2 separate regions of the Homo sapiens genome follow, and region 2 is linked to region 1. Evidence: chromatin loops called from intact Hi-C (ENCODE). Cell type or tissue: PC-9. All regions are shown on one strand. Each heading gives the region's core, and the rest is flanking DNA. Links, peaks and the distances in the headings are about the cores only. Region 1 has its middle 79 kb from the start of LSM8. Region 2 overlaps LOC105375468 (a long non-coding RNA gene).

What was found. Peaks named below come from ENCODE experiments on the same cell type or tissue, not always from the same donor. Only the 100,000 strongest peaks of a DNase experiment are listed, where the experiment ranks them.
Region 2: a loop joins it to region 1, with 7 times the contacts of the local background. A loop is called at or near these places in 3 of 110 quality-filtered maps.

What each region holds. Positions count from the first base shown.
Region 1 is chr7:118,103,294-118,106,121 of GRCh38, reverse strand. No RefSeq gene overlaps it. Among named protein-coding and RNA genes, the nearest start is that of LSM8, 79 kb to the left of the region's middle. In PC-9, for the core only: CTCF peaks have their summits at 898 and 1,105 (motif pointing right); no DNase peak of the experiment used is centred there.
Region 2 is chr7:117,466,261-117,469,088 of GRCh38, reverse strand. The region is part of intron 2 of LOC105375468 (a long non-coding RNA gene); the gene reads right to left. Among named protein-coding and RNA genes, the nearest start is that of CFTR, 12 kb to the left of the region's middle. In PC-9, for the core only: no CTCF peak of the experiment used is centred there; no DNase peak of the experiment used is centred there.

The sequences.
Region 1 (2,828 bases), core at 62-2,561:
TGTATTACATCTCAATATAATAAATGTGCACTAAAGTTTACTACCCTTAAAGAAATATCAGACCTGTTTAACCATTTTTTTTTCTCACCTGTATTTTAATTACTGTGCTGTTTTTAGACTTTTTCATGGTGAGAGCAGAATAGTGTGGGGACCCCATTAAGGGAACTTTTCAAAAAGGGAATTTATAATGTGTAGCTAAAAACTATGTAAGTGTTTAAGTATCTATTTTGCTACTTCAGTTTCAAAGATTATTTAGTTCCAAACGTCAGAATTATTGAAATAAACTTTTCACTGTGTAGAAATTTTCTCTCAAGAAAAAAACTTCCTTGCTTTTTGAAAGTATTATTGGAGCAACCTAAAGGGTAGTACAGAAGCCTTGTTAGAACAGATTACTTCAGTCAGCAACTCTGTACAGACACAATCTGAAAGATTTGTGAATTTGGGTAAACACTTCTGGATACCGAATATTTCTGGGTTCCAGCCTGGTTTAGGGGCATATTTTAAATAAACAGGTATCAGTCATTGCTCTTTTCTATCTGTGACTATAATTTCTTAAACTGTTGAAAGAATGGGCTAACCTTTCCATGCAGCACAAACATAATCATTCCCCATGAGTTATTTGGGCTGGGGATTAGATATAATTTTGTTGTCTATTATTTCATAAAATTCAGGTCAAAAACCAATAACAGTATGTAATATGATGTTTGCTTCTAAATGTTTCCTGGAAACTCATTCATATTTATATGTCCACTTTGCATATTTTTACTCATAGTAAGTATGCAGTATATATTTAATTGAATTATAATCTTATATTTTGTCACAGTTGTACACAAATTGCAATCCTTTCTACTCTAATCAGATATACTACATCTAAAGCAGAATGAATTTTGTATATTTCATTAATTACCTTTTTCACATATAGGGATTTATTTTAAATAAATTGAATTTGGAAACTTTAAGACACTAATAGTATTATTTTTATTTTACCTTCCAGCAAGGAGAAAAGAAAGAAAACCAACTTTTATTGATACTTATTATGTGCTGTTCCAAACAACTTGCACAAATATTATCAGTCATAGCGTTGTTCATATACCAGTAGATGGTGCTGTTATTACCTAACTTCACTAAAACCATACCATCTTGCTTTTGCTTACATTCATTGCAGTGGGTTTTAGGTTGCAAAGCTTATACATCCAAATAATGATTCGCTATTTTGTTAATATGAAATAAAAATTATATTTTAGAACTATGGAATTTAGAATAGTGTCCAAATAGCAACCTATGTCTTGAATTTTCTTCATACAAATTCTTCCTGATGGGAAGAAGCAAGAACCTTCTTCCTCTAAAATCCAGTCACTGGTCTTGAATTGATCCCTGAGGCTCATGTAGAAACAATCTGTTAATTTATTATTCAGTAATTATTCATGGAGCATATTCATTTCCTAGGGTTGTTGTAACAAAGTACTGCAAACTGGGTTGCATATAACAACATATATTTATTTTCTCCCAGTTCCAGAGATTAGAAGAACAGAATCAATATGTTAGCAGGGACATCCTATCCCTGAAGGCTCTAGGGCAGAATCTGTTCCATGCCGTTTTCTTAGCTTCTTGTATTCCCAGCAATCCTTGGCATTCCATGGCTTATAGGTGCATCACTTCCATTTCTGCCTCCATCATCCCATGGTGTGTGTCTGTGCATTTCTCTTCTTTTTTTATTTTTATTTTATTATTATTATACTTTAAGTTTTAGGGTACATGTGCACAATGTGCAGGTTAGTTACATATGTATACATGTGCCATGCTGGTGTGCTGCACCCATTAACTCGTCATTTAGCATTAGGTATACCTCCTAATGCTATCCCTCCCCCCTCCCCCCACCCCACAACAGTCCCCAGAGTGTGATGTTCCCCTTCCTGTGTCCATGTGTTCTCATTGTTCAATTCCCACCTATGAGTGAGAATATGTGGTGTTTGGTTTTTTGTTCTTGTGATAGTTTACTGAGAATGATGATTTCCAATTTCATCCATGTCCCTACAAAGGACATGAACTCATCATTTTTTATGGCTGCATAGTATTCCATGGTGTATATGTGCCACATTTTCTTAATCCAGTCTATCATTGTTGGACATTTGGGTTGGTTCCAAGTCTTTGCTATTGTGAATAGAGCCACAATAAACATACATGTGCATGTGTCTTTATAGCAGCATGATTTATAGTCCTTTGGGTATATACCCAGTAATGGGATGGCTGGTTCAAATGGTATTTCTAGTTCTAGATCCCTGAGGAATCGCCACACTGACTTCCACAATGGTTGAACTAGTTTACAGTCCCACCAACACTGTAAAATGTTCCTATTTCTCCACATCCTCTCCAGCACCTGTTGTTTCCTGACTTTTTAATGATCGCCATTCTAACTGATGTGAGATGGTATCTCATTGTGGTTTTGATTTGCATTTCTCTGATGGCCAGTGATTGTGAGCATTTCTTCATGTGTCTGTTGGCTGCATAAATGTCTTCTTTTGAGAAGTGTCTGTTCATGTCCTTCGCCGACTTTTTGATGAGGTTGTTTGTTTTTTTCTTGTAAATTTGTTTGAGTTCATTGTAGATTCTGGATATTAGCCCTTTGTCAGATGAGTAGGTTGTGAAAATTTTCTCCCATTTTGTGGGTTGCCTGTTCACTCTGATGGTAGTTTCTTTTGTTGTGCAGAAGCTCTTTAGTTTAATTAGATCCCATTTGTCAATTTTGGCTTTTGTTGCCATTGCTTTTGGTGTTTTAGACATGAAGTCCTTGCCCATGCCTATGTCCTGAATGGTAATGCCTAGGTTTT
Region 2 (2,828 bases), core at 234-2,733, 640 kb after region 1:
AGGAGGGGAAGGGTTGAATAGGCAAAGGACAAGGGATATTTTTAGGGCAGTGAAACGATTCTGTATGACATTGTAATGATGGGTACATGACACTTTGTATTTGTCAAAACCTATAGAACTTTACAGCACAAAGAATAAACCTTGATGTATATGAATTTAAAAAATAATAATTTAGGAGATTGGAGAGGAGGGAACCCTAAAATGGAATGCAGACTGCAAAAAAAGAATCTGTGTTACTAACATATGAAACAACTTCACTAGGAGGAGTATGAGTGAAATGTTCTGGACTAAGCAACTTTGAAAATGAGTAGAGTCAGTAAAACTAAAGATAGAAGAACTTACATAAGCACCACTCTAGTTGACAAAGTTGTATCCCACAGGGCTATATGTAATAATTCTGAAGCCACTGTATACATAAACTGGAAATGAGAAATTAGGTAAGCAGATAGTAGGTGGTGGAAGACAGATTTTTCACGGTTTGAAATAGGAAGTTACAGATAAGCAAGAGGAAGAGGCTAGAATAATCTATACAGTAATTGATTAGAATTGAAGACACCATATGAACTCATATTTAGCTTAATAAAGATACAGATGTTACATATCGAAATAATCATAGATGTATGTGTACACATAGGTTAATATACACACATATATTTCTTTGCTCTGTCAGCTGAGAAAGAACCTAAAAATAACAACATCTCAATAGCAACCACCATACCACAGTGCCCAGACCTTAGTTTCTAACACCATTCTCCAGTAAAAGGAACACTGACTTTAGTTAGTACTAATGTATCAATATTGGTTCACTAATTGTGACAAATGTAACATACTAATTTAAGATGTTAATAGTAAGAGAAACTGGGAGGGGGTTGTACAGAACCTCTTTGTAGTATCGTCATAATTTTTCTGTAAATTTTTATTTTAAAAAAAGTTTTTTTATTTACTGACATTTGGCACATTTTCTATGCAATAACAAGTTACTAACAATTTAAACCTTTAACAATTTTAATACTTAATATCTCAAGCCCAGTGAGATCCCTTTATGTCATTTTAGCACTATCAAAATTAATACTCTTCATATTTTTTTTCAATTAGATATTTCTCTTGCAAGGGTGACCATGAGATCTCGGGCTTACAGCATGAACTGCCTAAGTCTGAAAAACTAGCTTCAAGTTGGGTTACTCTGTGACTTAAAAAAATACACTTTATGCCCGGTGGGATTTATTTTTCAGTGGGAAATAAATCATGTAAAAAATAATAAATATTTCTTAAAAATTAAAAAAAAACACTAAATTTCTTCATCCCAAGAAAGCTCACAGGAAAAAGTAAATCTTCATGTACTTATGCCAACCCAGGACCATCAAACTGGTCTGCAATTATTCAAAAATCTGTAGCAATTATTAACAGGATGCAATTCATCAACCATACCAAACTTGCAAGGTAATATTAACTACTGGCTATGAGAGTTGTATGACTTAAAAATAAAAAGTGTTAAATTAAATTTAAAATAAAACATTTACCTATGTAACAAACCTGCACATCCTGCACATGTATCCTGGAACTTAAAGTAAAATTTTTTTTTAATGTAAAAATAAAAAAAGAAAGAAAAAGTGAGTTTGGCCACAGAGTGGTGACAAATTTCTACTCCTATTGTATAGTGTAAAAACACTTGGATTCGAGAAAAACATTACATTAAAAGAGATTCAACCTCAAAGTTCTATTTTCTATTTTCTCTAGGAAAGGATTTTACTTAAATAATTATATTCAATCTGTACCTTTCCATATCTCCACTCATTTTATCCTCTAATTCTTCTATATTTACCATTACTGACTTTCAATTTTAAATATTTAAGTATTATTGCAATGAACTAACAAAGAGGTGTAACATTTCACTCAAAAAAAGCATTTTGGAAGTAGTCAAAGTTGACCATTAATAGTTTTTACATCCTTACTGAAAAACTTTTAGTAAAACATGTTTTGAAAGTAAAATATTTTTATTTGTAGAACAACTAATACATGGAATGCAGTGGCATAAACAAGGCTCACTATAGCTTCAACCTTCTAAGGTCAAGCAATCTTCCTGCTTCAGCCTCTCGTGTATCTGGGATCACAGGTGCACACCACCATGCCTGGCTACGATTTTTATTTTTTGTAGATACAGGGCCTCACTTTGTTGCCCAGTCTGGTCCCAAACTCCTGGGCTCCAGCAATCATCCTACCTCAGCATCCTGAAGTGCTGGGATTACAGGTGTGAGCCACTACACCTGGCCAGAACAACTAATATTTTAAGTCACTGAAGAATGAAACATGGATCTTTGTTGCTGTCTTGTTTTCCAATATGAAGCAAACCCACGATATATCCAGGATAAGCAAAATGCAAGAAATTGATTTGTATTAAGTCTCTAATATGCTAAGCCTTTTATATGGTTGTTATTCCCCATTTAATGCTCTCAATATACTTATGAAATAATTATTACTACACATACTTTTTACTCTTGAGTAAAATAAGATTCCAAAGAATCTTTAACACACCTGCCTATAGCCTCACATCTAGTATTGGTAGTCCTGAATTAGGTCTAACCAATCCCATGACCACACTTTTTCACTATATTGTTGTAGGGTAAAATATCAGTAAATCAAAATCATTGAGAATAGGAAATTGTAAAATTAATTTTCTTTAAATTTGTAACAAGAGACCTCAAACTGAGACAAAAAAAAAAAAAGGTTTTTTGTTTTGGTTTTTTTTTGTTGTTGTTTTTCTTTTTTTTTTCTTTTTCTTTTCTTTTCTTTTCTTTTTTTTTTTTTTTGGAGATGGAGTCTCGGTCTGT